Linked DNA regions of Homo sapiens: region 2 is linked to region 1. A link is an interaction called in ENCODE POLR2A ChIA-PET data of the cell type or tissue named here. Cell type or tissue: Panc1. All regions are shown on one strand.

The links. ChIA-PET counts read pairs that join two places held together with the same protein. Peaks named below come from ENCODE experiments on the same cell type or tissue, not always from the same donor. Only the 100,000 strongest peaks of a DNase experiment are listed, where the experiment ranks them.
Region 2: POLR2A ChIA-PET joins it to region 1 with 13 read pairs; 2 of 35 experiments call an interaction of 5 or more read pairs at or near these places.

The regions. Positions count from the first base shown.
Region 1 is chr17:19,287,586-19,290,085 of GRCh38, reverse strand. The region is part of intron 4 of EPN2 (epsin 2); the gene reads right to left. Among named protein-coding and RNA genes, the nearest start is that of EPN2-AS1, 17 kb to the left of the region's middle. RefSeq lists an enhancer at 1-466. In Panc1, no CTCF peak of the experiment used is centred here; no DNase peak of the experiment used is centred here.
Region 2 is chr17:19,409,937-19,412,436 of GRCh38, reverse strand. RNF112 (ring finger protein 112) reads right to left here and starts at 1,205. Exons shown (of 14, transcript NM_007148.5): 1 at 975-1,205; 2 at 767-807. The coding sequence starts at 1,028. In Panc1, no CTCF peak of the experiment used is centred here; no DNase peak of the experiment used is centred here.

The DNA.
Region 1 (2,500 bases):
CAGCCTTGGGAGGGCAGCTGGTGTGTCTGAAATTACAAGACCACCAAGTAAACATGAGTGCCAGAGGCTAGGCATGGTGGCTCACGCCTGTAATCCCAGCACTTTGGGAGGCCGAGCTGGGCAGATCACTTGAGGTCAGGGGTTCAAGACCTGGCCAACATGATGAAACCTCATCTCTACTAAAAATACAAAAATTAGCCAGGCATGGTGACATGTGCCTGTAATCCCAGCTACTCAGATGGCTGAGGAAGAATAGCTTGAAGCCAGCTAGGCGGAGGTTGCAGTGAGCCCAGATCACCCCACTACACTCTAGCCTGGCCAACAGAGTGAGACTCCATCTCAAAAAAAAAAAAAAAAAAAACCATGAGCGCCAGGTGAGGCCGAACAGCTGACGGCTATAAGCACTGTCCATGCCCTGACAACTTCCAAAGTGTGCCTGCAGCCCAGAATTCTCCCCCCAACTCCAGACTTCTCAGACCTTCTTGACACCTCCACTTGCGTGTCTAGGAGACACTTCGATGTGTCCTGAACTCAACCCCTCCACTAACCTACTGCACCCACAGCCGCCCTCATCTCAGATGATGGCAGCTCTGCCTCCAGCTGCTCTGCTCCCAGCCCTCAGAGTCATCCTCAGCTCCCCTCTCACTCTGCCCAGTCCTCTAGCAAGGTCTGTCAGGTCATCTTTAAAACATACCCAGAATCGTCCAGGTGCGGTGGCTCACACCTGTAATCCCAGCACTTTGGGAGGCCAAGGTGGGCGGATCACGGGGTCAGGAGATCAAGACCATCCTGGCTAACATGATGAAACCTCATCTCTACTAAAAATACAAAAAATTAGCCGGGCGTGGTGGCGGGCGCCTGTAGTCCCAGCTACTTGGGAGGCTGAGGCAGGAGAATGGCGTGAACCCGGGAGGCAGAGCTTGCAGTAAGCGGAGATCGTGCCACTGCACTCCAGCCTGGGTGACAGTGCAAGATTCTGTCTCAAAAAAAAAAAAAAAAAAAAAAAAAAAACATACCCAGAACCTGGCTACTGCCCAGATTTCTGCAGCCCTGCCAGGTCCAGACCCCCACCATCTCCCACCTGGATGGGGACAGTGGCCTCCTGACCTGGCTCCCTGCTCCCACCTTGCCCATACACACCCCAAGGGATCCTCCTAACCCTCATCTTCCCCCATCTCACTGTGAGTGAAAGTCAAAGAAATTTCTGACATAAACCCAGAAGGCCCAGCACCGGGCCACTGAGTGCATGGTCTGCAAGGTAAGCACAGTGAAAGTGTTTCAAAAGCTCCTAGCAATGACATCGGCACAACATCTAAACATGGACACAAAAGGACCCGTCTGGATGGACTAGGAATTCAAGGAATGCTCCCAACCAGACAGAGTTGAGAGGCCCTGCCCCACACCTCCTCCAGGCCCACCTCTGCCACGCTCCACCCCCACATACTGGCCATGCTCCGTCACTCATCGCCACCTCACTGGCTGCCTTTTCTCAAACACCCTGAGCACACTCCCACCTCAGGGCCTTTGCACAGCTGCCCTTCTGCCTGGAAGGCTCTTTCCAACCTCCACAAGGCTCACCCTCACACTCCTTCAATCCTTGATCCATTCATACTGCAAGCCACCCTCTCTTACCTCCCCAAAGACACTCAAGCAAGACTGTTTTTGTTTTGCTGTTTTCCAGAGCGCTCATTACATAACATGCTGAATAATTTATATTGTGTTTTTCTTTCCCATTACCATATAAGCTCCACGAGGGCAAGGGGCTCTGTTCTGTGCTCAGTGCCTGGTGCCCCATGGGAACTCAATAAATACAGAGCAGAGGGCAGGTAGACCAGGCTTCAAAAGGAAAGCCCAGAGCTGTGCCTGCAGGCAGACGTCAGCAGGCCTGGGAAGGTCTGGAATGCTTCCGCCGGAACAGGAGGACCCCCAGACTGAGGGCAGGGGACACAGCTGGTGGAAGCAACTGAGGTCTGCAACGTCAAAGGCTCTGGGATGGCCCTGCAGGGCCTGGCATCTAAAGGGGCTGAGACTCAGGACCAGGGCATCCTTTATGAAGATGGAGGGTAGGTGAGACTGGGAGATAATGACAGCAGGAAATTGGTCAGAAGGCTGGCACTGAATTGAGGCCATGGAACAAGATGGACAATTCAAGAGACTTCCAAGGTCAGATCTACAGATCTATGTGGGAGGTGAGAGAGAGGGAGGGGCACAGGGAGGATGAGATGACATATGGCACATGAAAGAAAGCTCTCCTCAGACATCCTCATGATTATCGCCAGTCACACAAGAGGCCTTCCCGGCTGTGGCTGCTCTCATGTGAAGAGGGCTTCTGAGCAGTCTGCCTCCTCTGCCTCTGTGGGGTCTGCAGTCCCAAATGCACCCCTCACAAACATCTCTCCTGAATCACAGCCTGCATCTCACCTGACAGTTTTCTGAATGGCCGGCATCATTCTGACCTTCCCACTGCTGATTTCCAAGAAGGTGTGCTCCAAACAAATCC
Region 2 (2,500 bases), 120 kb before region 1:
AGGGTTGTGGTGGAAGACTGATGGCTTGGGAGTGGAGGTCCCTTTGTGCCAACCCAATTTCCATCAGTGCCTCCATGGACAGGCGGAGCTGCTCCCAGAGAGGCCAAGCTCTGCCCGTTCCTCACTGACATGTGTCCTAGGACCTGGGGGCCTCAGAGTGGGGGCAGCAGAGCAATGGTGAGAGAGTCTGAGAGGGAGAAAATCTGAGTGGAATGGACTCCACCACATCCCAGCCATGCAAATGCAAGCAAGTTCCTTCCCCTCTCTGGGCCTCAATTTCCTAACTGTCCCAATGGAGAGGATAGCAATACCCCTCATGGGGCCGTTGGGGTGGCCATCCGAGAGGAGGCGTGTGCAGCTGTCTGCACAGTGCCTGGTGCAAATGCTTGGGAAGAGCCTCTCCCGGCGTTCTACAGCGGGGCTCCCTCCATGAGGTGCTGACTTCAGCCAGGCCCCCAGGGATGATACCCTCCACAACCCCATGCTACAGGGACAGTGAGGAGAAGCCATCAGCCTGTGCTGCAGTTGGGCAGATGGCTCTGGATCTTAGAAGATTCCTTCCGCTCTCTGCTCTGAGCTGGCATCTGCCTCCCTGCAGCACCCACCTGCTTCTTCCTGTCCCTCCCTCCACAGCCTGGCGGATCCAGCCTCAGGCGGACAGCCCTCCCGGCTGGGCTGCCGGGCTCTGTGTTCCAGGACCGGCCATTTCAACTGACCTGCCTGGCCTCACTGCACCCATCCCAGCCTGGAAGGCCCTGCTACTTACCAACTGTTGCCGCTGTTTCCCATGAAGCTCTGTTTTCTCTCCTTGGAGAAAAAAAAAAAAAAAAAAGATTTAGAACATAATCCAGACTTCTATCTTCACCCTGGATTTCCAGGGACCCCTCATCCTCCCCACCCCCGGCCCATCCCCCAGCCCAAGGAGGGCCCTTCCCACCCCACTCTCCTTCCCGATCTTAGGACTGAAGACTTGCCCGTTTGCCAAGCCGATGACAAAAGGAAGTGACTGACAAGGCGGGCCTTGGCATGGGAGGCTGGGATGGGGAGAGGGTCCGGATGCAGAGGGGGAGGCCCCGAGACCTTCAACCAGAGGTAAGGATGCCTTTTCTCCCGGAAAGGCTAGCAGGCTGCGGTAGGTAGAAGGTGAGGTCGGGGGATGGTATCCCCGAGGAGCTGACTCCCGGTCAGAGCTGGAAAAGAAATGTGACAGTCAGGAAAGAGGAGGCTGCTGCTGGACTCACCCCAGGGGGAGGAGACACGGCTGCGGGTAGCAGGGCTCCGAGGAGGGAGGGATGGAGCCCGGCTCAGAATCCCTGGCAGAGGCTGGGATGCAGGCAAGCCGAGGTGGTGAGTCGCCATGGAGACAGAAGGGAAAGATAAGGACAGGGAGGGGGAGGGGGACAGAGAGGGAGAAGGCGTGCGGTGCACCCGCAAACATGGAGGCGCCTCCGGCAGAACCATGGGCCAGCACTGCCTCTACTGGGCCAGCTGAGGTCTCCCCAGGGCCACAGGACAGGGTGGGCAAAGAGAAGAGGTGTGAGAAACAGGAGAGGGTAAGACCAGAGCTGACCCAGAGACAAGGAGTTATTCATCCATTCATCCAATGAACAGTTACTGAGTACCTACTATGTACAGAGCCCCCAAATGCAGACCCTACTTCACATGGCCCTGCACATCCTCCTGCTCTCTCTCAGGTTTATGTCATCGACGCCCAACCCAGCTGCAGCCTTCTTCAGCACTCATGGGCCCTCCGTGTCCTCTGGTGTATTTCCCTCCCAATAGCTTTCACTCTGCCTCAAACTTGAGCAGGATGAAATCTATCAAAACTATGAGCCACCTCTGGACCTTCTAATGGCCTCTTGACTGGGCTCCTTGCCTCCCTTCCACTCCCCAGTGCACAGCCAGCATAGGCTCCCCAAGCACAGATGACCTCACACTGCGCAAACACCTTTTGTGTCTCCCTACTACCATCAGATCAAAATCCAAACTCTCCGGCCTGCGGACTGGGCTGAACCTTCCTTCCACCCTTCTCTCGCCCCACTCTTCCCTGCCTCTGCACCCTGGCTTGGCTGCTCTGCTCCTTCTCATCCCTCCTGGGACACCCTCTTAGGCCCAGTGCAGGTGCTGTGGCCTCCCTAGAGCCTCCTTTCCTCACCCCTCCCAACTGGGTGCGGTCTTGTTCTTGGACAGTTGAGGGCTGGGATATGTGATAGGCTTGGCGCAGCCCAGGCTTCAGAGCCAGGCAGATCTGGGCTTGATTCTCGGCTCAGGGGCTCTGGGACTCCACTGCACCTCTCTGTGCTCTGAGGAGCCACCATTACCTATGTAAAGCCACTAGTCCAGGCACGGGAGTCATTCGTACATCCTATGAGCTAGGATGCAGAAGGGTTGGGGTGAGGTGGGATTCAGAACCTAGAAAAGTTCAGCAGAGACCACCTTCAGCAGGTGGAGACACCCCTGAAGCTGGGGCTGGATCTTGTTCATTTTGGTGTCTGGAGGG